Regions from separate parts of the Homo sapiens genome. Here region 1 is linked to region 2. The links are chromatin loops, found by intact Hi-C in ENCODE. Cell type or tissue: GM12878. All regions are shown on one strand. Each heading gives the region's core, and the rest is flanking DNA. Links, peaks and the distances in the headings are about the cores only. Region 1 overlaps LOC124903193 (a long non-coding RNA gene). Region 2 holds the start of LOC124903192 (a long non-coding RNA gene).

The links. Hi-C counts contacts between places; a loop is a spot of excess contacts. Peaks named below come from ENCODE experiments on the same cell type or tissue, not always from the same donor. Only the 100,000 strongest peaks of a DNase experiment are listed, where the experiment ranks them.
Region 1: a loop joins it to region 2, with 2.5 times the contacts of the local background. A loop is called at or near these places in 51 of 110 quality-filtered maps.

The regions. Positions count from the first base shown.
Region 1 is chr13:95,372,064-95,387,810 of GRCh38, forward strand. The region is part of intron 1 of LOC124903193 (a long non-coding RNA gene); the gene reads right to left. Among named protein-coding and RNA genes, the nearest start is that of ABCC4, 78 kb to the left of the region's middle. RefSeq lists silencers at 8,660-8,709, 14,464-14,583 and an enhancer at 8,990-9,039. In GM12878, for the core only: a CTCF peak has its summit at 8,812 (motif pointing left); a DNase peak (open chromatin) is centred at 8,778.
Region 2 is chr13:95,271,314-95,287,060 of GRCh38, forward strand. The region is part of intron 1 of ABCC4 (ATP binding cassette subfamily C member 4 (PEL blood group)); the gene reads right to left. LOC124903192 (a long non-coding RNA gene) reads left to right here and starts at 6,776. Exons shown (of 2, transcript XR_007063838.1): 1 at 6,776-6,849; 2 at 7,616-10,121. RefSeq lists a silencer at 3,271-3,370 and an enhancer at 10,892-10,941. In GM12878, for the core only: no CTCF peak of the experiment used is centred there; a DNase peak (open chromatin) is centred at 9,757; H3K4me3 peaks cover 557 bases; H3K27ac peaks cover 3,119 bases.

The sequences.
Region 1 (15,747 bases), core at 4,110-12,109, 100 kb after region 2:
TGTCGCCCAGGCTGGAGTGCAGTGGTACGATCTCAGCTCACTACAACCTCCGCCTCTCAGGTTCAAGCGATTCTCCTACCTCAGTCTCCCACGTAGTTGGGATTACAGGCTCCTGCCACCATGCCTGGCTAATTTTTGTATTTCTAGTAGAGATGGGGTTTCACCATGTTGTCCAGGCCGATCTTGAACTCCTGACCTCAAGTGATCTGCCCACCTCAGCCTCCCAAAGTGCTGGGATTATAGGTGTGAGCCACTGCGCCCAGCCTCTCCTGTCCTTTCTCATAATTTAGTAGATGAGCTCCTTGCATTTTGGATGCAATGAACAAGCCCCACCAAAGGGAAAGATATTTATTTAGGGCTCCCAGGGACAGGGACTGGTGAGCCATCTATGTCTGAGGCTATTCAGGGGCCAGGCAGCCCTGGGGGGTTCTCACTTGCCCCTGGTTGCCCAGCTTGCTTGCTACTCAACACTTCCGCCTCATGCCATGGATGACTTCTGCCCTCCTTGTCTAATAACCAGCCAACTCTTTCTGCTTTCTCCAGCCCAAGAGGGAGCCCATCTGCTTTGTTCAGCCAATTGCCTCATCCTTGCTGGGCAGAATTCATTACTCCAAGCTGCTCATGCAAAAGGATAGATGACCCTGCGCTGAGCTGCCCAGGCCTGGTTCAAATCCTGGCTTGACCTTGGGTAAGTCATTTGATGTTTCTGGTTTTACTTTCTCCCATGTCTAGCTACAAACACAAATCTCAGTGGCATTGCTTTGAGAATAAAATGTGCTGGCCCCTGAACTGCAAAATTTGTATTCTTCCAAATGACTAAGGAGAAAACCAAAAACATCCAAGAGCAGCTTTCTTCAGCCGGAAACTGTAAACTGAGTGAATTTAAGGTCATCTGGTAAAGGGACCTTAAAAATAAGCACGGAAAGACAGCAAGCGTCCTTTTTAAAAGTTATGAAACATTGTACGCACACACAGTTTATTTTAACCTTAAATTTCAGATCTGTACCTTGTTTTACCTTCTCCTTTAGAATTCTTTGTTTGTTTGTTTGTTTGTTTGTTTGCCGGGCATGGTGGCTCACGACTGTAATCCCAGCACTTTGGGAGGCCAAGGTGGGCAAATCACGAGGTCAAGAGATCGAGACCATCCACTGCCAACATGATGAAACCCCATCTCTACTAAAAATACAAATAATTACCTGGGCGTGGTGGCACGTGCCTGTAGTCCCAGCTACTCAGCCTGGTGACAGAGTGAGACTCCGTCTCAAAAAAAAAAGAATTATATATATATTTAATACCCTCTACTAACACCCTTTTTCTAAATTTAAAGTAATTTTTTAGATTGTTAGGGGTCAGGCATGGTGGCTCACTTCGGGAGGCCGAGGCAGGCGGATCACGAGTTCAGGAGTTCAATATCAGCCTGGCCAACATGGTGAAACTCCGTCTCTACTAAAAATACAAAAATTAGCCAGGCATGGTGGCGGGCACCTGTAATCCCAGCTACGCAGGAGGCTGAGACAGAGTCTGGCTCTGTTGCCCAGGCTGGAGTGCAGTGGCGCTATCTTGGCTCACTATAAGCTCCGCCTCCCAGGTTCACGTCATTCTCCTGCCTCAGTCTCCTGAGTAGCTGGGACTACAGGCGTCCGCCACCATGCCCAGCTAATTTTTTGTATTTTTTAGTAGAGACTGGGTTTCACCGTGTTAGCCAGGGTAGTCTCGATCTCCTGACCTCGTGATCCACCTGCCTCAGCCTCCCAAAGTGCTGGGATTACAGGTGTGAGCCACCACGCCCAGCAGGGTATTTTTAGTAGAGACGGGGTTTCACCATTTTGGCCAGGCTGGTCTCCAACTCCTAACCTTGTGATCCGCCTGCCTCAGCCTCCCAAAGTGCTCAGATTACAGGCATGAGCCACCATGCCCAGCCTCTTGCACTTCTAACTCTACCTCATGTCTGCTTCCCAGAGGACTTGGATCCACACAGTCACTTTTGAGGTGACCTGCAGTCTCCATCCCTAGGTAGGAGAAGTTGAGAATCTAGTTGTAGTTTCTTCTTCTTTTTTTAAGAGCCTTATTGAGATATAATTCGCGTACCACACAATTTACCCTTTTAAAGTGTACAATTAAATGGTTTTTAGTATATTCACTGATACGTACAACCATCACTACAGTCCTTTTATTTATTTATGTTGAGACAGGATCTCACTCTGTTGTGCAGGCTGAAGTGCAGTGGTGTGATCATAGCTCACTGCAGCCTCGACCTCCTGGGCACAGGCGATTCTCCTGCCTCAGTCTCCCAAGTAGTTGGAACCACAGGTGCATGCCACCATGCTTGGCTAATTGAGTTTTTTTTTTTTTTTTTGTAGAGACAAGGTATCCCTATGTTGCCCAGGCTGGTCTTGAATTCCTGGGCTCAAGGGATCCTGCCCCCTCGGCCTCCCAAAGTGTTAAGATTACAGGCATTAGCCACTGTGCCTGGCTCCACAGTGCATTTTAAAACATTTTTATCACCTCTAAAAGAAAGACTGCTTGCCTTCCACAGTCACTTCCCTGCTAGGCATCCCTCCACCTCAGCCCCAAGAGACCACTACTCTACTTTTTGTCTCCACAGACTTTCCCAATCTGAACATTTCCTATCACACAATATGGGGTGTTTTGTGTGTGGCTTCTTTGCTTAGCCTAATGCTTTCAAGCTTCATCCATGTTGTAGCATGTGTCGGTACTTCATTTCTCTTTATGGTAAAATCATAATCTATTGTATGGATAGAGAAGTCGTTTCTCACAGGAGCCTGCTGCCTCCCTCTGTTATTTACCATTGGCCTCAGTCACTTGGGGCCTCCTTTCCATTCTTTGCATTCCCACTCTTGCCAAGCTTGATGCTGGCATCTAGCCTGTGGAATCACTGTCTCTTCCACCTGCACACCTGCAAGGCCCTTCACCCAGATCCTTACCTCCTTCTCATTCAGATTGCAGGTATGAAGTCATCTCCTGAGAGAAGCTTTCCCTGACCACAACAATCTCACACCTTACAACATCCATAAACTCACCACCCAATTTTACTTTCTTCAGATCTCTAGTTATTATCTGAAATTATCCGTGCGTCTTCTTTATTGTCTATCTCTCCACTAGAACATGAGTTCTGTAGGAGCTATGACTTTGCCTTGTTTTGTTTGCCATCTACAGCAGAGCCTAGTATATAAAAGAAGATTAACAAATATTTGCTGAATGAATGAATGAAAGTTATCTTCAATTTATAAGGAGAACTACGAAACACTGCTGAGAGAAATCATAGATGATACAAACAAATGGAAACCCATCCCATGATCATGGATTGTAAGAACCAATATCATGAAAATGCCTGTACTGCCCAAAGCAATCTACAGGTTCAGTGCAATTCCTATCAAAATACCAATATCATTTTTCACAGAATTAGAAAAAACAATTCTAAAATTCCTATGACACCAAAAAAGACCCCAAATGCAAAGAAATCCTAAGCAAAAAGAACAAATCTGGAAGCATCACATTACTCGACTTCAAATTACACTACAAGGCTATAGTTACCAAAACAGCATGGTACTGATATAAAAGTAGACATATAGACCAATGGAACACAATAGAGAACCCAGAAATAAAACCAAATACTTACAACCAGCTGATCTTCAACAGAGCATACAAACACATAAATTGCAGAAAGGACACCCTATTTAATAAATGGTGCTGGGAAAACTGGTAAGCCACATGTAGAAGAATGAAACTGGATCCCTGTCTCTCACTTTATACAAAAATAAACTCAAATCAACTCAAGATGGATCAAAGACTTAAATCTAAGACCAGAAACCATAAAAATTCCAGAAGAAAAGCCTAGGAAAAACTCTTCTGAACATTGACCTATGCAAAGAATTAATGACTAAGACTCAAAAGCAAACGTAACAAAACAAAAAATAAACAAATGAGACCTTACTAAACTAAAAAGCTTTAATACAACAAAAGAAATAATCACCAGAGTAAACAGATAACCCACAGAATGGGAGAAAATATTTGCAAACTATACATCTGACAAAAGACTAATATCCAGAATCTACAAGGAACTCAAACAAATTAGCAAGGAAAAAAAACAAGTAATCCCATCAAAAAGTGGGTAAAAGACGTGAATAGATATTTCTCAAAAGAAGATATACAAATGGCTAACAAATATATGAAAAAATGCTCAACATCACTAATCATAAGAGAAATGCAAATTAAAACCACAACGAGGTACCACCTTCTGCAAGAACAGCCATTATTAAGAAGTCCAAAAACAATAGATATTAGCATGAATGTGGTGAAAAGGGAACGCTTATACACTGTTAGTGAGAAAGTAAATTAATACAATCTCTCTCTCTTTTTTTTTTTTTTTTTGAGACAGAGTTTTGCTCTTGTTGCCCAGGCTAGAGTGCAATGGTACGATCTCGGCTCACCGCAACCTCCGCTTCCCGGGTTCAAGCAGTTCTCCTGCCTCAGCCTCCCAAGTAGCTGGGATTATAGGCATGCACCACCATGCCCGGCGCCCGGCTAATTTTATATTTTCAGTAGAGTCAGGGTTTCTCCATGTTGGTCAGGGGGATCTCAAACTCCCGACCTCAGGCAATCCACTCGCCTCGGCCTCCCAAAGTGCTGGGATTACAGACGTAAGCCACTGCACCCGGCCAATTAATACAATCTCTATGGAAAACAATACGTGGTCGGGCATGATGGCTCATGCCTATAATCCCAGCATTTTGGGAGGCTGAGCTGGGTGGATCACTTGAGGTCGGGAGTTCGAGACCAGCCTGGCCAGCATGGTGAAACCCCATCTCTACTAAAAATACAAACATTAGCTGGCATGAGAGCATGCGCCTGTAGTCCGAGCTACTTGGGAGGCTGAGACAAGAGAATCGCTTGACCCAGGAGGTGGAGGTTGCAGTGAGCCAAGATCACGCCACTGCACTCCAGCCTGGGAGACAGACAGAGACTCTGTCTCAAGAAAAAAAAGAAAAGAAAAGGCAGATTTCTTAAAAAATAAAAGTAGATCTATCTGCCTTTGGAGTCCAGGAGAATAAAATAAAAAAAGAAAAAGTAAATCTATCCGTGGGATTGATCCAGCCATCTCACTACTGGATATCTACCTAAAAGAAAAGAAGTCATTATATAAAAAAGACAGCTGCATGTGTAATGTTATTGCAGCACAATTCACAATTGCAAAAATATGGAACCCACCTAAGTGTCCATTGACCAAAGATGAAGAAAATGTGGTATATATACAACATGGAATACTACTCAGACATAAAAAAAGAATAATATGTCTTTTGTAGCATCTTGGATGGAGCTGGAAGCCATTATTCTAAATGAAGTAATTCAGGAATGGAAAAGAAGAGAGTAGGAAGGGCATAATCGTTTATAAAATTATCTTTGGGAACCTGGTTTAAGGATGACTTTCCTGCCAAATTAGATGACTCTTGCTCCATTTTGATCTCATTAATTTATTTTTATTTTATTTATTTATTTGTTCTTTTCTTTGAGACAGGGTCTCACTCTGTTGCTCAGGCTGGAGTGCAGTGGTGTAATAATGGCACACTGGAGCCTCAACTTCCCAGACTCTAGCAATCTTCCCGCCTCAGCCCCCCAAGTAGCTGGGACAACAGGTGTGCACCACCACGCCTGGCTAATTTTTGTATTTTTTGTAGAGTCGGAGCCTTACTATCTTGCCCAGGCTTGTCTCAAACTTCTAAACTCAAGCAATCCACCTGCCTCAGCCTCCCAAAGTGATGGGATTACAGGTGTGAGCCACTGTGCCCAGAATTTTTATTCTTTTTTATACTGTTTCCTCTAACTGCACAATATATTTTTTTTTGAGCCAAGTTCTCTCTGTCACCCAGGCTATAGTGCAGTGGTGTGATCTCAGCTTGCTGTAACCTCTAACTCCTGGGCTCAAGTGAAGTGATCCTCTCCCATTCAGCTTCCTGAATAACAGGGACTGCAGGCACCAGCCACAATGCCCAGCTAGGTTTTTTTTTATTTTTGTAGAGACAGAATCTCGTTATGTTGGCCAGGCTGGTCTTGAACTCCTGGCCCCAAGCGATCTTTCTCCCTAGGCCTCCCAAAGTGCTGGGATTACAGGTGTGCCACTGTGCTCGGCCAAGCTTTTTTTTTTTTTTTTTTTTAACCAACTCTTGGAAAGAAAATTTGTGAATGTGCTTCCAGAAAGTAATATTTCTCATTAACTTAGTCCCTCCCATAATTGTGCACTTGCCTGGTTATTTCTCACCAAAGAAATTAACAGCTAATTTGTCAGCAAAGTGGCTAAATTGCCAGCTTTACAGACTGCCTTATTAACACTTCTAAAATTTATTATTAACATTTTACAAGATCCTAATCTGTATTGTCACAAGAACTCTCCACAGTGGCCTAACAAATCCAATGTTTTCAACCAAAATATATACTGCCATTGTAAACCATTTACACATTGCACACCTTCTCTACACAAAATAAATGGGGACGTGCCCTAAATTGCCTTGCATTCTAGAAATTGTTGATATTCAGCCTCATAACTGCCATGCTGTAATCTTTCCTTTACCACTGAGGCTGAAAGTATGCAAACTATATGTCTCAGACTCACCTGACCGGTGAATTCTGATGGATGCCATGAGAGGCATCCATCCAGATTAGAAAGTGGAGGAAGGTTGTGCAATTCTGTTTCTGGCAGAGGTGTTGGCAGGAGTTCTGGGCCATGGGTTGCTGTTGGGTATCAGTAACAGGGAGCAATCCCAGGCTCCAAGTGTCCTGCCCTGTAAATATAAAGGGCAGCTCTAGCCTGGCTGTAGGCTTGGGGCTCTGGATAACACAACTGTCCCTGTAAGCTCCTCCAGCCCAGGAGCAGTAGCAGCTGCCTGCAGGGTGACACCACCCTTCCCCATTTGTTCCTATAGGTCTCCTAACCCTTTTTGTAACCAATTCCCTGTTTCAAGTGCTCCTATGCTTGAAAGGCATGTGTGTCAGGCACCAAAGGCTGGATGAGACAAAAAGAGCAGGAGTAATTTATATGAAAGAGCTTGACTCAGTGGGCCTCCAGTATAGGAGGCAAGTTGTTGAAGGTGTCAAGTCCAAGTACAAATACAGTCACACCACTTTCGTTTTTCCATCAAAACACTACTCCGTTAACCAGAATGGAGTACCCACCTATTCCATTAACCAGAAGTCCAGTGTGCCCTGCTCTTCTTGGAATAACTTCACACACACTCTCCTACCAGCCTGCTGCAGTGTTTAAGAAACCTGGGATTTTAATATTATTCAGTGCAGAAGAATGGTTTTTGAAATACATATCGTCAGGTTTTTCTGGACTGGATACTAACTGATACAGTGTTTGGTACCAGAATGGTATAAAAAGAAATGACCGGCCGGGCACGGTGACTCATGCTTGTAATCCCAGCACTTTGGGAGGCCGAGGCAGGTGGATCACCTGAGGTCAGGAGTTCGAGACCACCCTGGCCAACATGGTGAAACCCCATCTCTACTAAAAAATACAAAAATTAGCCAGGCTTGGTGATATGCCCCTGTAGTCCCAGCTACTCGGGAGGCAGAGGCAGAAGAGTCTCTTGAACCCGGGAGGCAGAGGCTGCAGTGAGCTAAGATTGCATGACTGCACTCCAGTCTGGGCAACAGAGAGAAACTCCATCTCAAAAAAAATAATAATAATAGTAATAATTTGTTCGGCCAGGTGCAGTGGCTCACACTTGTAATCCTGGCATTTTGGGAAGCCGAGACAGGCAGATGACAAGGTCAGGAGTTCGAGACCTGCCTGGCCAATATGGTGAAACCCCGTCTCTACAAAAAATACAAATTAGCCGGGTGTGGTGGCAGGCACCTGTAGTCCCAGCTACTCGGGAGGCTGAGGCAGGAGAGTCGCTTGAACCTGGGAGGCGGAGGTTGCAGTGAGCCGAGATGGTGCCATTGCACTCCAGCCTGGGTGACAGTGCGAGATTCCACCTCAAAAACAAACAAACAAACAAACTCTGGTTTCTGGTAGCCATAGGACTAATAAAGACCCAAGTTTTGGTGGTTTGGGTTGCAGAATTAATTTTTTTAAATTTTTATTTATTTATTTATTTTTGAGACAGAGTCTCATTCTGTCGCCCAGGCTGGAGTGTAATGGCACAATCTGGGCTCACTGCAACCTCTGCCTCCTGGGTTCCTGCCTCAGCTTCCTGAGTAGCTGGGATTACAGGCACGTGCCACCACACCCAGCTAATTTTTGTAGTTTTAATAGAGATGGGGTTTCGCATGTTAGCTAGGCTGGTCTCAAACTCCTGACCTCAGGTGATCCACCTTCCTCGGCCTCCCAAAAGTGCTGGGATTACAAGCGTGAGCCGCTGTGCCTGGCCGAGGTTGCAGAATTATGATAAACTGATTTAGAAGCTGATGCAGGACAAGGAACCCCCAAAACTGGGGCTTAGCCTAGGAATGTTCTTGGCTTCCTCCAGGAAAGAATTCAAGGGCAAGCCGGTAGTATCAGATGACAATCTTTTATTGAATGGTCTTGTTCCTTGTGGAGCAGGGATAACTCATGGGCAGTGTCCCCAGCCTCTGCAGAGTACGGGCTGTTGGGAACTATATTTATGCCCACTTTCGACTATATGCAAATTAAGGAGTGGGTTAATGCAAATTGAGGAGAGCGTTGTTTAGAACTTTCTAGGAAAAGGGCGGTAACTTTTGGGTCCTTGCCCTGGCATTTGTAAGCTGTCATGGGCTGATGGGAGTGTCTTAACGCTAATGAGCAGCGAGGGCAGCCAGAGGTTTCCTTTGGTGCCACCTGCTGGTTCCTGCCAGCTTCTCCCTTTTTTCTCATGTGGAAACTGGGGCATAAATTGAGAACTGAGACCTTGAGAAATTTTTTTTTTTTTGAGACAGAGTCTCGCTCTTTCAGGCTGGAGTGCAGTGGCGAGATCTCAGCTCACTGCAACCTCCGTCTCCCTGGTTCAAGTGATTCTCTTGTCTCAACCTTCCAAGTAACTGGGATTACAGGCGAGGGCCACCACGCCCAGCTAATTTTTGTATTTTTAGTAGACTTTACCAGCTTGGTCAGGCTGGTCTCAAACTCCTGACCTCAAATGATCCACCCGCCTCGGCCTCCCAAAGTGCTGGGATTACAGACGTGAGCCACAGCGCCTGGCCAATTTTTTTTTTTTAACATTTTTTCCTTTTTTTTTTTTTTTTGTAGAGACAGTCTCCCTGTGTTACCCAAGCTGGTCTCTAGAACTCCTAGGCTTAAGCGATTCTCCCACCTCCGCCTCTCAAAGTGTTGAGATTACAAGTGTGAGCCACTGCAGCTGGCTGAGAATTGGGGATATTTGTGTGGATTTGGAAGAATATAAAAATCTTGAGAAACACCAAAGGCCCTGAATACCCATTGCAAGTGGAATCACGCTTCTCTCCCATTTCTGAGAAGACTAGGCTCCTTTTCCAGGGTGAAAACACCCCGTTAGTTGGAGTCTGTTCTATGTGATGGGGCATGTGCTTTGAACCAGCAATCAAAATAATATTTCTCTCATAGTCAGAATACAGGTCCAGGAATCAAGTGGTACAAGTTGGAATAGCTCCTCTCACTGTTAAATTTAGTAGTCCTAAGTTTTGCTTCCTGCTCCTGAATATTTTTGTGTTTTTTTACATCTTTTTTTTTCTTTTTTTGAGACAAGGTCTCACTTTATCTCCCAGGCTGGAGTGCAGTGGCACAATCTTGGCTCACTACAGACTCAAATTTCTGGGCTCAGATGATCCTCCCACCTCAGCCTCCCAAGTAGCTGGGACTCTACAGGCACACATCATCATACCCAGCTAATTTTTTAATTTTTTGTAGAGACAAGGTCTCGCCATGTTGCTTACGTTAGTCTCAAACTCCTGGACTCAAGCAATCCTCCTGCCTTGACCTCCCAAAGTGTTAGGATTACAGGTGAAGGCCACTGTGCCTGGCCTTACGGGTCATTCTTTATTTCCAAGAGAAGAATGCTTCCACCAAGGGACACATTATTGGTTCCAAGTGAACCAACTATTTGGGACTCTTTATGTCACTGAACCAATATGCAAAGAAAGAGGCAAATTACTGACTGGAGTAATTAATTCCAATTACAAGAAGACGTAGAGTTGTTACTACATAGTGGAGCAGGGAAGACTAAGTCCAAAAACCTCTCTGAATGATTTTTTTTTTGAGACAGAGTCTCAAAAAAAAATTGAGCAATCTTGGCTCACTGCAACCTCCATCTCCCAGGTTCAAGTGATTCTCCTGCTTTAGACTCCTGAGTAGCTGGGATTATAAGTGTGCGCCACCATGCCCAGATAATTTTTGTATTTTTAGTAGAGACAGGGTTTCACCGTCTTGGTCAGGCTGGTCTCAAACTCCTGACCTCAGGTGATCCACCTGCCTCAGCCTCCCAAAGTACTGGGATTACAGGCATGAGCCACCGTGCCTGCCCTCTGAATGATTCTTAATACCTCCAAGTCCAGTAGTAACAGTTAAAAGAATTATTGCATCAACTCAATGAAGCCTGAGTGACTAGGATTCTGATTCATCAAGAATGAAGGTTTATGTCACACCATAAGGTAAAGAATCCCAGCTAGCTGTGTTCCTTGCTGTGGTCAAAGAGAAGACAAAATTGGTAGTTGAAAAAATTATAAATATCAACTAAAGCCTTATGCTCAGTTACAAAAATGAGGACTGTAGCAGCTATGCATATTTTCTACTTTGCTTGTTATACACTTATTATTTATATAAGAATTATTGATGGAGTTTAAGTTTATAATCTATTCTTTAGGTAAAAGAATATTCCAGGCTGGGCGTTGTGGGTCATGCCTGTAATCTCAGCACTTTGGGAGGCCAAGGAGCCCGCATCACTTGAGTCCAAGAGTTTGAAACCAGCTTGGCCAATATGGTGAAACCCCATCTCTACTAAAAACACAAAAATTAGTCAGGCGTGGTGTCACATGCCTGTAGTCTCAGCTACTCAGGGAGGATGAGGTGGGAGGATTGGCTGAGCCCGGGAGGCAGAGGCTACAGTGGGCCAAGATTGTGCCACCGTACTCTAGCCTGGGTGACAGAGTGAGACTCTGTCTTAAAAACAAAACAAAACAAAACAAAAAACAAAAGAATATTCCAGTGGGATGATGACTGAACTAGAAAATAATTAACATAAACTAGAGACAGACTGAGTTATTGTTTAATGGGTACAGAGTTTCAGTTGGGGAAAATAAAAAAGTTCTGGAGATGGATGGTGGTGATGGTTGTATAACAATGTGAATGTACTTAATGCCACTAACATGAACATTTAAGAATGGTTAAGATGAGCTGGGCGTGGTGATGTGCACCTATAATTCCAGCTACTCTGGAGGCTGAGGTAGGAGGATCCAGACCAGCCCGGGCAACATAGCGAGACCTCATCGCTAAAAAGAATAAATGGTTACAATGGCAAATTTTATGTGCTGTATAATTTACTACAACTTTTTAAAAAGCACAAAACTATTATAGGATGCAAATTGGGATTCAAATATGAGTAGAAGGGTATGGCATAGTCAAAGGAGAAGGGAAAATTAGTAATCTAGTATCTCTTAGCCCTAAACCCACCCTTTCTCTCTCTGTTACCCTCTCTAGCATGTTGGGGCTGGAGTTCTGTACACCAGGCATCCCAGCCCCTGGGCCACTGGCCAGTTAGGAACTGGGCTGCACAGCAGGAGGTGGGTGGTGAGCTAGCAAGCGAACCTTCATCTGTATTTACAGCTGCTCCCTATCACTCTCATTACTGCCTGAGCTCCGCCTCCTATCAGATCAGCAGGGCATTAAATTCTCATAGGAGCACGAACCCTATTGCAAACTGTGCTTGTGAGGGATCTGGGTTGCCCCCTCCTTATGAGAATCTAATGCCTGATGATCTGTCCCTGTCTCCCATCACCCCCAGATAGGACTGTCTAGTTGCAAGAAAACAAGCTCAGGGGTCCCACTGATTCTACATAATGTTAAGTTGTATAATTATTTCATTATATATTACAATGTATTTTTTACTTTTATTTTATTATTATTATTATTGATATGGAATCTCACTCTGTTGTCCAGGCTGGAGTGCAGTGGCACGGTCTTGGCTCACTGTAACCTCTGCCTCCCAGGCTCAAGCAATTCTCCTGTCTCAGCCTCTCAAGTAGCTGGGATTACAGGCACCTGCTACCATGCCTGGCTAATTTTTGTATTTTTATTAGTGACAAGGTTTTGCCATGTTGGCCAGGCTGGTCTCAAACTCATGACCTCAGGTGATCTGCCCGCCTCGGACTCCCAAAATGCTGGGATTACAGATGTGAGCCATCGCACCCAACCTAAAATGGTAATTTTTGAAGAGAAATTGAGCATGTTCCAGAAGTGAAGAAAAGCAGGGGCTCCCAGGTCAAATAAGATTTAAAATGACAATAAATCATGATAAACATAATTATGCCGGAGGTAGAAAGAAATTATTTGGGCAGATAGTGAGGGCAACAGAGTCCTCACTGGAATTTCCCTTCTAACCAAAAGCAGCCCAAGACATAATTTTTTTTTTTTTTTTTTTTTTGAGATGGCGTTTCGCTCTTGTTGTCCAGGCTGGAGCGCAATGGCGCAATCTCGGCTCACCGCAACCCCCACCTCCCAGGTTCAAGCGATTCTCCTGCCTCAGCCTCCTCAGTAGCTGGGATTACAGATGTGCACCACCACGCTGGCTAATTTTGTATTTCTAGTACAGACAGGGTTTTCTCCATGTTGGTCAGGCTGGTCTTGAACTCCTGACCTCAGTTGAACCACCCTCCTCGGTCTCCCAAAGTGCTGGGATTACAGGTGTGAGTCACCGTGCCTGGCATCTATCCAACATTTAAAACCAAACAATTAAAACTAATTTTAAGGGAGGCCTAGAGCATTGGGAGGGGTGGTCATGGCAACTTTTCCTACCTGTCACAATTTTAGGGGGCCTGGTTCTGGCAAAAACGCTATGATGATTGTTTTTGCATCATGTTCCATGCCCCATACCCCAATTTAAAAGCAGAGAGAAGTAACAAATCAATACCTCTGACCCTCATCCCATTTCTGTCCCCTCCCCTCCTTCACTTGCTCTTATGGGTAAAGCTGCTCAAATATCAAGAAACATACTTTTAAACCACGTATAAGTTCACTTCAGAATGATTTTGAGTCTGTGGTAGAACTCTGGAGAAGTCCTGAATCCATTTGAAGCCCACGGGCAGGATACAAGGGCAGATGGGAAGAGAAGGGCGGAGATGATGGCAGAAGTGGACAGGGGAGGATCTGCTAGGAGGCTTGGGAGCTCTCATTCAAACTCTCTCCATCATTGTCTCCCACTCTTAGGCATAAGTCCACTCAAACATCAGGAGGCTGGTTGCAGAGGCATGGTGATCTTCTGCTGGCCTCAGCCTCGATCTTCTGGGGAAGGCAATGAGGAATTTGCTGTATCTCTGAAACCACCCTTGCAAAATTATGACAGTGAGCAAATCTGACATGGTTGACTCCATCTTGCTTCTGACCTTCAGGCTGTCTTTGGGCATTCCTGGGTGTAGGCTAAGCCAACTTTGGGAGGAATTTAGTTTATAGTTTAACTTTGAAACAAGGATGATGACAGTCCACTCTAAAATGAATCCTCTCCCTGTTTTCAGGGCTGAAACCACCTTTGTAAGACTAACAAGAGGTCCTAAAATAAGTGTGGTTTCTGTAAGCCCTTACTGCTCAGGTCATGGCCAGAGGTCACACGATAGGAGGACTTTTTATAATCCTTTGCTGTTCCAGGGGCATGTGGCCAGAGGGTCAAGATTGGTGACCTTCTCAATTTCTCCTATAAATAACTTCATTATTGCAGAACCTAAGATTGGGTTTTTGTGAGATGTTTTTCAGACTGACCCCACCCAGACTTGTGAGTCATGACTCAGCATGTGAGTAGAATCATCCAGTATTTGTCCTTTTGTGACTGGCCCCATCCAGAGGTAGACTTGGCACATGAGGACCCTTTCCTACACCCCTATGATTTCATCCCCAACCAATCATCAGTGCCCATTCCCTAGCCCTCTGCCCACTAAATTGTCTATAAGAACCTCTAGGCTGGGTGAGGTGGCTCATGCCTGTAATCCCAGCACTTTGGGAGGCCAAGACAGGTGGATCACTTATGGTCAGGAGTTTGAGACCAGCCTGGTCAACATGGCAAAACCCGTCTCTACTAAAAATACAAAAATCAGCTGGGTGTGGTGGCACATGCCTGTGATCTCAGCTACTCGAGAGGCTGAGACAGGAGAATTGCTTGAACTCGGGAGGCAGAGTTTGCAGTGAGCCAAGATTGTACCACTATACTCCAGCCTGGGCGACAGAGGGAGACTCCATCTCAAAAAAAAAAAAAAAAGAACCTCTAACACCTGAACCTTTGGTAGGCGCTGGGAGGGAGGAGAGACAGATTTGAGTAATAACTCCAGTTCTCACATGTGTGCTGGCTTCATGTCAATTAAACTCTTTACTGCAATGCCTCAGTCTCAGTGGGTTGATCTGTCTGTGCAGTGGGCAGGAAGAACTCATCAGGTGCTTACATCTCTGTAGGAAAAAGGTGGTCATAAATGGGTGAGTAGGATACATTCCCCAAAGTCAGGAACAGCCCTTGGTGAGGTTTGTAGGAGTCTCTTTTCTCCATTCTCGGTGTGGGAGGCATTTTGCTGCAGCTACTAGCAATGTCTTTGGCACGTTCCCATGTGATCCTTGCATCAAGTTCTTATTTTTCTTCCTTTTTAAAAATGTATTTTATTGGTCAGGCATGGTGGCTCACACCTTTAATCCCAGCACTTTGGGAGGCTGAGGTGGGTGGATCACTTGAGGCCAGAAGTTCGAGACCAGCCTGGCCAAAATGGTAAAACCCCATCTCTACTAAAAATACAAAAAATTAGCCGGGCATTATGGTAGGCACCTGTAATCCCAGCTACTTGGCAGGCTGAGGCAGGAGAATCACTTGAACCAGGAGGCAGAGGTTGCAGTGAGCCAAGATCGCATGATTGCACTCCAGCCTGGGCAACAAGAGTGACACTTCATGTCAATTATATATATATATATAATTTTTTTGTCTCTATGAATTTGATTACTCTTAGGTACCTCATGTGAGTAGAATCATCCAGTATTTGTCCTTTTGTGACTGGCTTATTTCACTTAACATAATGTCATCAAGGTTCATCCTTGTTGTAGTATGAGCCTCTGTTGCTTTTTTGGAATTGCAATGAAGAACACAATATAAATTTATCTTTTTAACAATTTTAAGTGTTCAGTATTGTTAACTATAAACACATTGTTGTAAAACAGATCTCTAGAACTTCTTCATCTTGCATGACTGAAACTCTACACCCATTGAACAACTTCCCTTTTGCCTCTCCCTCTGGCCCCTGGAAACCACCACTCTACTTTACTATATGTGTGTGTGTGTGTGTGTGTGTGTGTGTGTGTGTGTGTGTATAATATTTATTCCAGTCTAGGTTCACAATATTTTTTTTCTTTTAAAAATGTTTTATTTTGTTATCTTTATTTAATAGAGACAGGGTCTTGCTATGTTTTCCAGATTGGTCTTAAACTCCTGGGTTCAAGCGATCCTCCTTCCTCAGTGTCTCAAAGTGTTGGGATTACAGGCATGAGCCACCAGGTCTGGCCTAAATCAAGTTCTGAATTCATTTGATCTCCTTCCCTAGGGAGCTCTGCTGCATGGA
Region 2 (15,747 bases), core at 4,838-12,837:
ATAATCTGCCACCCTGAGTCAGAGACAGGGCTGTAAACAATGAGATCTCCAAAGGCAGTCACTGCTGGCCTAGGAAGCAGAGGATAAGAAGGTCACACGCTGGCCTTTGGTTCGCAGAGGTCCCCGTCAGCTGTGCCATTCTTACAAAGAAGCCTACACAGAGGTTGTTTATTCTCTAAGGCCACAGCTATGATTAACAGATTATTACTCTATAAAACCACAGCAAGTATTTGCGTTACCTCAGCCCTCAATATCCTAGCAGTCCGGTATTTATGAATGTCACAATGTTTGTCCAAAAATTTCAGGAAGCGGAGAACTTGTACCAAACCTCAAGGATACGTTGAGACACTGATCTGTAATGGAACCTTCTTGGTTCCTTAGCTTTATGTTCCTTTTCTATTTATATAACAAACAGACATTGGTCCTAACAGAAACAGAGCACGCAGCGTGACATAGCTCTGCACGAAACTGGAAGGAGACAAGCAGGATTCCCTGGGCCTTTAATCACCATTAGCCAACAGCCTGGAAAACAGACGGGACTCAATCCAAAAAGCTCCTAACCACCCAAGAAGTCTGATCACATGCCTCTCCCCACCAACTTTAAGAAAAAGCCAGTTTGAACTCACAAAAAATCTAAATTATTGAATATACACAAAGAGGTGCAGGCTGATTAATCTCTAGTACCTGAGATAACTTCCTCAGAGGAAATGCTCCAGCATGTTCTTTAAGCACATATTTTTTTTTTTTTGAGACGAACTTTCGCTCTTGTTGCCCAGGCTGGGGTGCAATGGCACGATCTCGGCTCACTGCAACCTCCACCTCCTAGGTTCAAGTGATTCTCCTGCCTCAGCCTCCTGAGTAGCTGGGATTACAGGCACCCGCCAGCACACCCGGCTAATTTTTTGTATTTTTACTAGAGATAGCGTTTCACCACGTTGGCCAGGCTGGTCTCAAACTCCTGACCTCAGGTGATCCACTTGGCCTCCCAAAGTGTGGGATTACAGGTGTGAGCCAACACGCCAAGCCTCTTTGTGCACATAAAGTGTCTGTGGTAAAATGTGTTTACAACATTCTCTAAGCAATCTAATTTATACTGTTCATTTGCCCTAAAAAAACCTTTCACAGACAGAGAAAAAAGTACTTTCCAGCCCAGTTTCTGTTTAAATGACCACAAATTTCATATTCAAACATGAAATCTAAATTAATCCTGTGAATTAATCTAAATTAATTCAGTGGATTATAAACTCCACAAGGCCACAGATTGATTTTAGCATCTAGTACTAAACATGTGGGGCCGGGCACGGTGGCTCACGCCTGTAATCCCAGCACTTTGGGAGGCCAAGGCAGGTGGATCACCTGAGGTCAGGAGTTTGAGACCAGCCTGGCCAACATGGTGAAACCCTGTCTCTACTAAAAATCCAAAAATTAGCCAGGTGTGGTGGTGCATGCCTGTAATCCCCGCTACTCGAGAGGCTGAGACAGGGGAATCGCTTGAACCCGGGAGGCAGAGGTTGCAGTGAGCCAAGATGTCACCATTGCACTCCAGCCTGGGTGACAGAGCGAGACTCCGTCTCAAAAAATAAAAAAATAAAAAAATAAAATAAACATGTGCTGGACAAACCTAAACACCTGCTACCTAACACAAAATCATACACACACACACACACCCCCTACAGGACCCCAATGACTTTATATGACAAGAAAGAAAACAAACAGATATTTAGGCATAATTAACCTGGAAAACAGGTTGGGCTCATAAAAATCCCAGAAATTTTATCTATGGCAATTGATTTTTTTTATCCTAATTCAAAGAGCAATTTATGAAGAAGATGGTCCCTGCTTATCTGGAATGTTCCCTGAAACTTCCAAACCTTTTACCAAAGTCGCCAAACCAATAGCACATGTGTTACAATTATTTGGGGGCATTTTCTTTTCCTGACGTTTCTTTCAGCTTTGACAAGGTAGGGCCTCCCACAACGTCAGAGTGAGGTTCAGGTGCGAGTGTGTTTTGCTCAGCCTTACCGCAGCTCTGTCGGCCTGGATGGGCGTGGGGTCCCAAATAACACCCTCTAGGCCATGGCTTCCTTTCTTTCCTGGCCCCTTCCCTCAGGTTGTGAGTCTTTAGCCCACCTAGCAGACTCAGGGTGTGCCACCAGTTCCCTGGAGGAGCAGATCATTGAAAATACAGCAAAGTTAAAATTAAACGCAACAAGGCCAGGTGCATTGCCTTCTGTTCCATGGGGACTATTTGTCCTAAGACTTTGACTGAGCACCATGGACCCTCCTGCTCTGTCAAATGCCTCTTCCTGCTGGCTCCAGGTTTACACTACTGATATGGCTCTGTGTCCCCACCCAAATCTCATCTTGTAGCTCCCACAGTTCCCACATGTTGTGGGAGGGATCCAATGGGAGATAATTGAATCATGGGGGCGGGTCTTTCCTGTGCTGTTCTTGTGATAGTGGATAAGTCTCACGAGATCTGATGGGTTTTTTTTTTGGTTTGTTTTTTTTTTTTTTTTTTTGAGACGGAGTCTTGCTGTTGCCCAGGCTGGAATGCAGTGGCGCGATCTAGGCTCACTGCAGGCTCCGCCCCCCGGGGTTCACGCGATATCTGATGCTTTTAAAAATAAGAGTTTGCCTGCACAAGCTCTCTCTTTGCCTGCTGCCATCCACGTGACTTTCTCCTCCGTGCCTTCTGTCATGATTGTGAGGTCTCCCCAGCCACATGGAACTGTAAGTCCACTAAACCTCTTCTTTTGTAAATTGCCCAGTCTCAGGTATGTCTTTATCAGCAGCGTGAAAACAGACTCATACAACTAACAAGCCTGCTTTAGCTTTTCACTGTTCTGCCCAAGCAACTTTCCCCTTCAGCCAGGCCAGTAGATTTCTCATACAGCAGGGTGACCCTGTTCAGGGCCTTTGTACTGTTTATATTTTTTACTTTGTGCATACTATGATGTCTTGACGTTTTGGAAACCTCTCTGGCTGGGGAGAGACTGTCCTTCCCAGAGCTGGCCAGTTCTTAGAACCAGAAGGGCCCAGCCAGGAGCACAGCTCTGATATGCAAACCAACCAACCCAGAGCTATGCCGTCTTTATCTAGCCTGTCCACCCCAGGAAGCAGTATTTCTTCACCTATATCATGCCAGAGCCTGATAACAAGCAACTAGAAACCATGCCTGTAGCTTACAGCCTGCCAAAATTATTCAAACTAGCCAATTCTAAACTGTTCACATGCACTCCCCTGCCCTGTCCCTGAAAGCTCAAGAAAGACCATGGCCCAGGCTCTCCCCTCACTCCTGCCCCTTCAGGCTCCTACAGGGGGGACCAAGACTGATGCTTCCCCATGTGGCCCTGCAGGGCATGACATGCTTCCCGTCTCTAAGACCTGTGAGTATAATAACCTTGGCCTTCCTGAGCACCTCCTCTGCCTCCTCCTGTGGCCACATCTCACTGACCATCACAAAAAACAACATAGAATAAGCCAGGCATGGTGGCTTATGCCTGTAATCCCAGCACTTTGGGAGGCCGAGGCAGGCGGATCACTTGACGTCAGGAGTTCGAGACCAGCCTGGCCAACATGGTACAACCCTGTCTCTACTAAAAACACAAAAATTAGCCAGGTGTGGTGGTGGGTGCCTGTAATCCCAGCTACTCAGGAGGCTGAAGCAGGATAATCACTTGAACCCGGGAGGCAGAGGTTGCAGTGAGCCGAGATTGTGCCACTGCACTCCAGCCTGGGCAACAGAGCAAGACTCCGTCTCAAAAAATAAAATAAAACAGGTTTTCATTTTAATTTTTAACATATAAACCTCCACAGGAACATTCTGACACAGACTTCAGCCCCAGGCCTACATCACCCTATGATCCAAATTATTTTATAGTAAATGGTATGAAGTTTGGAGAGGAAGGGCAATTTGGCCATCATGCTGTGATTTTACTGCAGGTAAAGTAGAATCACCATGAAAGTGGTGGAGCCTTGCTTTTTCTTTAATTTTTATAATGCCACCACCCTACATTCTTAGGAGAAAAGGCAAGGAGTTAAATAAATAAGCACAGATTTAAGTTCACATTTCTGGTAATTATCCGCAAGCTAATAACTGAGATTGCTTAAGCTCTGTAAACAAAACACACAAAGCCCTTGTGGCTCTGCGCCAGAATCAAAGGTCTGATCCAAAACTCCCCCATCCCCTTGTTGGCTTTGAACATGAAACCAATTTTCTACACCAAATCAGGCCTACTTCTTTGTAACCATCCTTACCATCTCTCTTATAGGAAAATGTTTAGGACTCTTGGCGGTGACTCTAGAACTAGGAAATCAACTCTCTCAGCAGCACTCTAATGAGCAAAAACAACTGTGCCTCAAAATACAGGCTGCAGTGGGCAGAAATCTCTGTACTGCACTCCAGCCTGGGTGACAGAGTAAGTTTCTGTCTCAAAAAAAAAAAAAAATCAAGTAACAAAGAACAGCTGTCTAAAACTGTTAACACTGATTCAAAATATAATAACCTTTATGCCTGTTATTCAGAGTTAAAGTGGGTACGCTAATTATAAATCATACACTTTTCTAATTGTGCAATACTCTGTCAATGGGATAGATTTTAGGAAAATTCCAGCTGAACCAGTCCATTCTTTGAATCATTAGGTCAATTACAAACATGCCAATCCTTAGCCTGAATAGCTGCATATTTAGAAAGACCTAAAACATTCTTCAAAAAGCTGCCATACATGGTCTGTTAAAGGGCTTACTTGGTAGGAAATAAATCAAGAGGGAATACTCCATAGTGAATCTCAGGGCACTTTTTAAAACAAATCTCAGGGCTGAGCACAATGGTTCATGCCTATAATCTCACTGCTTTGAGGGGCCAAGGCAGGAGGATTGCTCAAGCCCAGGAGTTTGAGACCAGCCTGGGCAACATGGCAAGACCTAGTCCCTACAAAAAAATTGTTTTATTAGCTAGGCATGGTGGAACACGCCTGTGGTCCCAGCTATTCCAGAGGCTGAAGTGGGAGGATCACTTAAGCCCAGGAAGTCAAGGCTGCAGTGAGCCATGATCTCACCACTGCACTCGAGCCTGGGAGACAGTACAGGACCCATCTCCAAAAAAAAAAAAAAAAAAAGTGAACGAAGCTGCAATAAGCTGTGATCATACCACTGCACACTAGCCTAGGCGACAGAGTGAGACCCTGCCTCAAAAAAAAAAAAAGAAAAAAAGAAAAAACCAATTGATAAAAGAGTAACCTCCCAATCCCCAGCTGTGGAACCCAAGAGCAGAGAAGGCAGCCACCCGCCTCTCTTTCCCTCAAAGACACCAGAGTGCAATAGGCTCTTCCTCACTCATTCCCATGGGAAGTAGCCTTCAACCCCTCTCAAACCACAGCATATAGAGATGCCTTTATTAATAAAAAAGGATACAACCCACGGGCCAGCCGCAGTGGCTCACGCCTGTAATCCCAACACTTTGGGAAGCCAAGGCAGGCAGATCACCTGAGGCCAGGAGTCCGAGACCAGCCTGGCCAACATGGTGAAACTCTGTCTCTACTAAAAGCACAAACATTAACCGAGTGTGGTGGCACACGCCTGTAGTCCCAGCTACTTAGGAGGCTGAGGCAGGAGAATCGCTTGAATCCGGGAGGCAAAAGTTGGAGTTAGCCGAAGTCGCACCACTGCACTCCAGACTGGGCGACAGAGCGAGACTCAGTCTCAAAAATAAATAAATACAATAAATAAATAAACAAAGTATACAACCCACAACTCACTTTTTTTTCTAACCAGGAATCTCAACAACAGGACTATAGGGAAACAAGAATTATTAACCTCATTAATTCAAATTAACTCTTAAGCACCCACCACTAACAGGCACTCTTATAGGTTCTAGACCTAGGATCATTTTTACAGAGTTCACATTGGGGAAGGGAGAGGGGAGAGGGAAAGGCAATCACACTAAAAAGAGGGGGTCAGAGTAACAGTAAGATCCACACAGAAGGCCAGGCACAGTGGCTCACACCTATAATCCAAGCACTTTGGGAGGCCAAGGAGGGTGGATCACCTGAGTTCAGGAGTTCGAGACCAGCCTGGCCAACATGGTGAAACCTTGTCTCTACCAAAAATACAAAAATTAGCCGGGCATGGTGGCGGGCGCCTGTAATCTCAGTTATTTGGGAGCCTGAGGCAGGAGGATCGCCTGAACCCAGGAGGTGGAGGTTGCAGTGAGCTGGGACCATGCCATTGCACTCCAGCCTAGGCAACAAGAGTGAGACTTCTCAAAAAAAAAAAAAAAATCCACAAAGAAAGTAGGGAGCCATGGTAGTGAATGGGGGCGTTTACTCTAGATGGGTGGTCAAGGCAGAGTTTCCCAGGAGGACAAAGCCCCCAGTGACAAGAGCAGGGTCAACAAGTTCCAAGCAAAGAGAACAGCAAGTGCTGAAGCCTAAGGCTAATGCACTTACAGAAAAATCCTTAATGACTAAGTGTGTTGCCTCTGTTTGCGCAGAGATCACAAAACGTGTCCCGCAGAAGGGAGAGAAAAAGGGACCCCAGGAGAGGGTGGCGGGGCTTCAGGTCCTGGAGAAAGGCAGCAAGCATGGCTAACACATTCCTTGGTCCACCCTGCAGGGTAATACTGCACCTTCAATTGACTTATGAAGAAACTAGCTCAGATTGGAACAACAGCCAGGACAGTCACCACCAAGGGGACTTGCCCCACTGGAGAAGGCAAGTCTGACCCCCTACCCCACCGCGGTCAACCCAGGGACGGAGGAGAGAACGCCGCATGCCATTGTTCTTATGTATAAAGCACAGGTTACAGGTTATTTCTGAAGATGTCTGCTCAAGTGGAGATGCTACCAGGTTTTTACCAATCATTACTTTGGATAAAAGTTTAGCAAATATTTACATCACTGTGCCCACAGTTTGTGCTTATGCCCCATGGCTTTAGAGGGCCCGTATACCTTATGTATACTTCATATTATGTATAATATGAACTTCAGCTCCATTCATGGTCATATCATCTAACCTGGGATACTCTTAGGAGTGAAAGGGGGAGCTTAATAGTGGCAGTGTGATAAGGGATATAAACCAGGATTCTCCTGGGCCAACTGGTACAGGTGAAAAGGATGACTGAAACGGCAGAGGTCCTCCATTCTTCTAGATGGGTGATCAAGGCAGAGGTTCCCAGGAGGACCAAGCCCAGACAGAGAGGCAAGGGGCGGTGGCTCACGCCTATAATCCCAACACATTGGGAGGCTGAGGTGGGTGGATTGCATGAGCCAGGGAGTTTGAAAGCAGCCTGTGCAACATGGTAAAACCCTGCCTCTACAAAACAAAAACAAAAATTAGCCAGGCATGGTGGTGCATGCCTATAGTCCCAGCTACTCAGGAAGCTGAGGTGGGAGGATCACCTGAGCCCGAGCACAGGGAGGTTGAGGCTGCAGTGAGCTATGATCGCACCACTTATACTCCAGCCTGAGAGACAGAGCAAGACCCTGTCTCGGAAAAAAAAAAAAAAAAAAAAAAAAAAACACAGACTGACAACAACTCAATGAACTCAGATAATTAGAAATTCTATTAGTCTAATTTCATATGAAACCAAGGTATTTTTTTTTTCCTTCCTCAGAGACCGGAGTGGGAGAGAAACTGTTACAGCCAATCACTTCCTTCCAGGAAAAAAAAAGACGCAAATAACAACACAAAAAAACGTGATCTAATAGACAATCCAGATATAAAGAACACAAACCCTTTTCCCTACAATTTAACCAAATGCTAAAATGCACCAGGAAACACAGGATACTACAGAGATAAAGATTTGGCCAGCAGATTATCAACCCCAGGAAAAGAAATCCATTTCTGTAGCATGCTATGCTGTTGGAGGCACACGTCACACTTCTTAATTCAAGGACAGAAAAGCACAAACTAAAATGCACACTGGAGTATGACTCCCCCTTCTCTATCTGCTAAAGCGCTTCGCATGTGACTTTCAATCTCTAAGCTGGGAATCAATCAGGCAGCCCAGCCTCCTATATTTTCTAGTTGTATTGCTTTGAGCATCAAATTTAACCTCTGTGCACCTCAATTTCTTCAGCTGGAGACAAAGAAAGTGGCTGCACTGTGGCAGAGTGTTTGCAAATGTTAATCATGGTTATGGTAGCATTCTACCTTGTCTTACAGATGGTTGCCTAAAAAGGTAGGAAACTGTTCACGAAAAAGTCTCAACCGGTCCTAGAGTGATCAGAATGACAGCGCTGAAATAAGGAGGGCAGTACCTCTTATTCCAGAGAAGTGGGGAGCAGAGAGGAAGATGGAGTGGAAAGGGGCGAGGCAAGGCCCTCCTGAAATACCTCAACCCAAATCTTCAAGAAATCCCCAAGTCCTCACAGTGCTTTTTGTGGATTTTTGTGGAAACCGGTAAAAGGGGCTGATTTGCTGACCCCAGTGGGTAGAAAACAGAGACTGTCAAGAGAACAGAAGAGAAGGCAGAAAGGGGATGGGGAAGTGGGGTTCGCCATGTTCACGAGCTCCTGGAGCCACAGGGCCCCCCAGGAACAACAGAGCTGAGACTGGGTGGCCTTGTTTCTGGCCCAATTCCCTGGGACCACCACCCTGGAAGGACACTTGAGCCCTACTCAAGGACCCACCACAACATCTCAGCATTGTCGGTCCTTAAATGCCAAGGTTTGTGCTCACCATTTCCATCCTTAAGATTCTCACAGGGAAGAACCCACACAACAGCTTTGTCCCTGCGACTCTGGGTGAGTTTCTGACACTGGCCTGGGCTCCCGTTTTGCCCGTCACCAACTTCTCACAGTATAACTATCCAAGAGAAGTAGCATTTGATGTCAGGGAATCAAAAGGGCTAAGGCTCGGGAGGCCAAGGCAGGTGAATCACTTGTAATCAGGAGTTCGAGACCACCCTGACCAACATAGTGAAACCCCATCTCTACTAACAATACAAAAAATTAACCAGGTGTGGTGGCAGGTGCCTGTAATCCCAGCTACTCAGGAGGCTGAGGTAGGAGGATCACTTGAACCCAGGAGGCAGAGGTTGTGGTACGCCAAGATCATGACACTGCACTCCAGCCTGGGTGACAGAGTGAGACTCCATCTCAAAAAAAAAAAAAAAAAAGGCCTAAGGCTTACTCAGGGTCATCTATGGTTTGCCAAGCAGAGTTCAATCCAATCAACAAAACCCTCACTGCCCACTTTTCCAAAACCTGATATAGTCAGTCACTAGTAGCTGCCATTTGCTGTTTTGCCTTCTATTAAAAAAAAAAAAAAAAAAAAAACCATCCAATTCCCAGAAGTCAAAGGCAATTCCTTCCCTTTTCTGTGTCTGTGAGACGGCTCTCTGTGGGATTCCTTCCTGCTGCACCTCATCCTTCCTGGAAGGGACTCTCAGAAAATGTGCCTCCTCCTTACAGGAAAGGAATTCCTCCCGAGGAACTGTGGACATGAGGCAGCTTTGTGGAATTTCCCTTCCACAGACTTCAGCCTATTTTCTGGGCAAACTTAGCAGAAATGACCAAAATCCACTCGAGAGAGACAGCAACAAGGAGAGGGGAAGAGATCCTATTTTGGCTTCTTCAAATGGACCAATTTTCTCTTTAAAATATTTATTTTAAGGAAAAACAAGGACTACATTATATTTTAAAGGGGGAGAAGGAAGAGGATTTTGAGTTGCTAAGAGAACAGAGCCATCTCTTTTCTTTTAATACTGGATGCTAAGAACTTGCACAGGGTTTTCCCAAAAGCCAGATAGTTCAGGTAATTTGCATGTGGCTGTAAAAGAGAAAGTTCAGGCCAGGCACTGTGGCAACATGGTGAAACCCCATCTCTACTAAAAATACAAAAATTAGCTGGGTGTGGTGGTGCAAGCCTGTAATCCCAGCTACTTGGGAGGCTGAGGCAGGGGAATCACTTGAATCTGGGAGGTGGACGTTGCAGTGAGCCAAGATCACACCACTGCACTCCTGGGCGACAGAGACTCTCTCAAAAAAAAAAAAAAAAAAAAAAAAAGAGAGAGAGAAAGTTGAGAGCATAAGTCTGAGTGATTCTGCCTGAAAGAACAGAACAGCTTACACTGGACAGGCTTTTGCCCAAGACACACCTCATCTGGCATTGAGAAACGAACACCAACAATAATGAGTGACAGAATGTTAAGAACAATAATTATACAGACTTGGACCTCCCAGACTGCTTGTCTGTAGTAATTCAGAAGGAAGCAAAGTATTCTGAAGTGTTTATGAAGATTGGTTCCACATCTGAAGAATTTTAGTAATCTTACCCAAACTCAACCCAAGAAATATGAGGAAAAGAGGGAGTAGTTCTATAATAAGCAGGTGGAATAGAGGGTCAAACTCCTTGGCGAGTTCAGTCTAACAGAGGACACATTACTGCCCTACAAAGCAGCTCTGGAAAATGACAACCAGTGGCACTAACTCCAGGCAATATCTTTGTGAGGCTTGTGGGCTGTAATATAGTCTGCTCAGGCTGCCATAAAAAAAAAATCACAATCAGGCCAGGCACTATGGCTCACACCTGTAATCCCAGCACTTTGGGAGGCCAAGGAGGGCAGATCACCTGAGGTTAGGAGTTCGAGACCAGGCTGGCCAACATGGCAAAACCCCGTCTCTACTAAAAATACAAAAATTACCCGGATGTGGTAGCACGCACCGGTAGTCCCAGCTACTCGTCAGGCTGAGGCAGGAGAATTGCTTGAACCTGGGAGGGGTGGAGGTTGCAGTGGGCTGAGATCACACCACTGTACTCCAGCCTGGACAACAGAGCCACTGCACTCCAGCCTGGGCAACAGAGAGAGACTCCATCTTAAAAAAAAAAAAAAAAAATCCCCGTCTTCAAATACAATCACATTCTGAAGTACTAGAGATCAGGACTCCAACATGCGAACTTTGGGGGGACATAATTCAGCCCGTAATATGGGTGATAAAGGAGCAGGTCCAGACTTAGAGAAACAAGGACTCCCTGGGTCAAGCTCTGGAAGTGAAAGGCTTCTTCAAAGACAGGAAAGTCCCACTGAAGGTGGCTTTGGAAGTGCACCCTTGCAGCACAGCAACCTTCTTGATTTGCTCAAGAGCAGGGGTTCTGACAGGTCTCAAAGCACTTTGTTTAATGAAACAGAATCGAAAATACCAGTGTGTCACATGTTTCCTAAGACAGGACACTGTTTCTTGAAACTTTTACTAAAGTATGTTTTTCTTTTATTTTTTTATTTTTTATTTTTTTTGAGAAGGAGTCTTGCTCTGTCGCCCAGGCTGGAGTGCAGTGGCACAATCTCGACTCACTGCAACCTCTGCCTCCCGGGTTCAAACAATTCTCCTGCCTCAGCCTCCTGAGTAGCTGGGATTACAGGTGCACGCCATCATGCCTGGCTAATTTTTGTATTTTTAGTAGAGACAGGGTTTCACCATGTTGACCAGTCTGCTCTCAAACTCCTGACCTTGTGATCTGCCCACCTTGGCCTCCCAAAGTGCTGGGATTACAGGTGTGAGCCACCGTGTCCAGCCTAAAGTATGTTAAATATGTTATGTGTGAGAGAGAGAAAGAGAATATATCTCTTGGTCATTACATATGTAAAACTTGTAGAACGTGATCAAAATGTTTAAAAACTGGCCAGGCACAGTGGCTCAAGCCTGTATCCCAGCACTTTGGGATCCCAAGGCAGGTGGATCACAAGGTCAGGAATCAAGACCATCCTGGTCAACACAGTGAAACCCCATCTCTACTAAAAATACAAAAAATTAGCCTGGCGCGGTGGCACGCACCTGTAGTCCCAGCTACTTGGGAGGCTGGGGCAGGAGAATCGCTTGAACCTGGGAGGCGGAGGCTGCAGTGAGCTGAGATAGCGCCACTGCACTCCTGCCTGGGCAACAGAGCAAGACTCCAACTCAAAAAAAAAAAAAAAAGTTTAAAAACTGGTCCTGTGGCAGTGGGTCTCAAACATCAGCATGCATCAGAATCACTTGGAGGACTGATTAAAACACAGGCTGCTGCTGATGCTGCTAATCCTAGAGCCACCTTGAAGTTTTTCTGTGGTTTTTTTTTTTTTTTTTTTTTTTTTTTTGAGACAGGGTCTTGCTGTCTCCCAGGCTGGAGTGCAGTGGTGCAATGATACCTCACTGCAGCCTTGAACTCCTGGGCTCAAGCAATGCCCCCATCTCAGCCTCCCAAGCAACTAGGACTGTAGCTAGCTCCTAACTCATTCCCTCCATTCCTGCCCTCCCCTAACTTTATATTGCAGCCAGAAGGATATTTTTTCTGAAGAGCATCTCATGCTGAGTGGCAGCAGAATGCAGAGATTAAGAGAGGGGGCCAGGCACAGTGGCTCACACCTCTAATCCCAGCACTTTGGGAGGCCGAGGTGGGTGGATCACCCGAGGTCAGGAGTTCAAGACCAGCCTAGCCAACATGGAGAAACCCCGTCTCTATGGGCGTGGTGGTGCATACCTGTAATCCCAGCTACTAGGGAGGCTGAGGCAGGAGAATCACTTGAACCCAGGAGGCAGAGGTTGCCGTGAGCCGAGATCTCGTCATTGCACTCCAGCCTGGGCAACAAGAGCGAAACTCCGTCTCAAAAAAAAAAAAAGAGTGGCGCCAGGTGCAGTGGCTCACGCCTGTAATCCCAGCACTTTGGGAGGCCGAGGCAGGCAAATCATCTGAGGTCGGGAGTTCGAGACCAGCCTGACCAACATAGAGAAACCCCGTCTCTACTAAAAATACAAAAAAATTAGCCGAGCGTGGTGGCATGTGTCGTATGCCTGTAATCCCAGCTACTGGGGAGGCTGAGGCAGGAGAATTACTTGAACCTGGGAGGCAGGTTTTTTGTTTTTTGTTTTGGTTTTGTTTGAGATTTTGGTTGTTGTTTTTTGGGGTTTTTTTGAGACAGGGTCTCACTGTGTTGTCCAGGCTGGAGTGCAGGGGTGCGATCATGTGTCACTGCAGCCACAACCTCCTGGGCTCAGGTGATCCTCCCACCTCAGCCTTCCTGAGTAACTGTTACTACAGGTGTGCACCACCATGACTGGCTAATTTTTGTATTTTTTGTAGAGACAAGAGTTTCACCATGTTGCACAGGCTGTTCACAAACTCCTAGGCTCAAGCTATCCACCTGCCTCAGCCTCCCAAAGTGCTGGGATTATAGGCATGAGCCACCTTGCCCAGCCAACTGAGCCACTTTGTGCCAGGACTAGGTCAGGTACTTGGGACATATACAGGCAAGGACACTGCCCACAGGGAACTGACAGTGTCTAGCAGCTACACAGATGACACGGCCTTTTCGGCAGACACCCCTGTCCCCTGTGCTTGGCAAACAGCAGAGACTCAAAAATGTATATGGTTTGACTCCCACTGGAACATAAGCCCCTTAGGGCAGGGACCAGGGTCACTGTATTCCCAGCACCTATAATCAAGAGGTACATGACGCTGCAGCTGAGAGCAGGGACTCTGTGCTAAGTTACCTACCTGGTTTGAACCTAGGCTCTGCCACTCAAAGGCTGTGTGACCGTGGGAAATAATAGTACCCACCCCAAAGGTTTGTTATTAGTATTTAATAATATTTATTGGTAAGGTACTTAGAATAGCCCCCCTGCCTACAGGAAGCAGTACATAATTATAATGTCTAAATATACAGTAGTTCCAGGCCAGGCATGGTGGCTCATGTCTGTATTCCTAGCAGAATGAGAGGCCGAGGAAGGAGAATCATTTGAGTCCAGGAGTTTGAGACCAGCCTGGATAACATAGTGAGATCTCGTCTCTACAAAAAATAAACAAAAGTAAGCCAGACATGGTGGCACATGCCTGCAATCCCAGCTACTCAAAAGGCTGTGATTAGAGAATCACTTGAGCCCAGGAGGTAGAGGCTGCAATGAGCTGAGATCACACCACTGTACTCCAGCCTGGGCAACAGAGTGAGACTCCGTCTCTTAAATAAATAAATAAATAGGGGCCAGGCGTGGTAGCTTACACCTGTAATCCCAGCACATTGGGAGGCTGAGGCGGGAGGATCACTTGAGGACAGGAGTTCAAGACCAACCTGACCAACATGGTGAAACCCCATCTCTACTAAAACACAACAATCAGCTGGGCATGGTGGCGGGTGCCTGTAATCCCAGCTATTTTGGGGGCTGAGGCAGGAGAATCACTTGAACCCAGGAGGCAGAGGTTGCAGTGAGCCAAGATCACACTACTACACTCCAGCCTGGGCAACAGAGCGGGACTCCATCTCAAATAAATAAATAAATAGCAGTTCCATATCCTCTGAATAATGGACTAGAAGTTGGTTAATGGATGGGTTTTCAGGGAGAATTTTAGCAGCCGAGCTGAGAGGTAGGTACTCTAGCCAGGGTATATAACATGAGCTAAGGGAACAGGACAGCAAATATAAGGTGTGATCAGGGGAAAGGCATCATATATTGACTGTCCAGGAACAATGGATATCTGAGAATGTAGGAAAGCTAAGTTAGGACCAGGAAAAGGAGAGTATTAAATGCCAAAGAAGATGCCACCAAAGGTTCTGGAACAGAAAGCAGCAGAGCTATGCCTTGTAAAGATAAAGCCTGCAGTGTATTGACTGGGTTGGAATCTGGAATCATTGCGTGCCTCCAGTCAAGACGTGGCAACTGACCAACTACCTTTTATCACTGACCAGACTCTTCCCTACGTGCAGATAACTGAGGACGCAAGCCTTAGTTACTGGGTGTGGTGGTGCTATTAACGGAAAAAGGGAAGTCAGCCAGCAAAGGCTGACTGGGGCAATTTCAGCCTTGTTGCTCTGCTGTGAAACTGCTTTCCAGAAAAACTTTTTTTTTTTTTTGAGACGGAGTCTCACTCTGTCACCCAGGCTGGAGTGCAGTGGCACAATTTCGGCTCACTGCAACCTCCGCCTCCCAGGTTCAAGCGATTCTCCTGTCTCAGCCTCCCCAGAAGCTGGGATTACAGGCGCCCACCACCACACTCAGCTAATTTTTGTATTTTTAGTAAAGTCAGGGTTCCACTATGTTGGCCAGGCTGATCTCCAACTCCTGACCTCAGGTGATCCGCCTGCCTCGGCCTCCCAAAGTGCTGAGATTACAGGCATGAGCCACAGTGCCCAGCCCAGGAAAACTTCTTAAAGATGTAATAATAACGCACCTTATTATTTTCCAAGTACTTCCATAGATAGTGGCCCACTTCTGAGTATGAATTAAATTTCCCTTTGTGGCCTTTGTTTTTTTAATAGATCTTCATTTCTGGGGGGACTTACAAACAGGTGACTTCTCCATTCACCAGAGATGGGACATTATACACTGACCTACTTCCATATTCACTTTCCCTGCTTGATTGGAGGTGAGGGAGAAAAATTAGTGTATAAGGCCGGGCGCGGAGGCTCACGCCTGTAATCCCAGGACTTTAGAAGGCTGAGGCAGGTGGATCACCTGAGGTCAGGAGTTCGAGACCAGCCTGGCCAACATGGTGAAACCCCTTGTCTACTAAAAATACAAAAATTAGCCAGGTGTGGTGGCACACGCCTGTAATCCCAGTTACTCAGGAGGCTGAGGCAGGAGAATTGCTTGAACCCCGAGGCAGAGGTTGCAGTGAGCTGAGTCCATGCCATTGCACTCTAGCCTGGGCAACAAGAGTGAAACTCTGTCTCAAAAAAAAAAAAAAAAGAAAAGAAAAGAAAAATAAGTGTATAGAACTTTATTGTTTCATTGACCGGGCACGATGGCTCACGCCTGTAACTCTAGCACTTTGGGA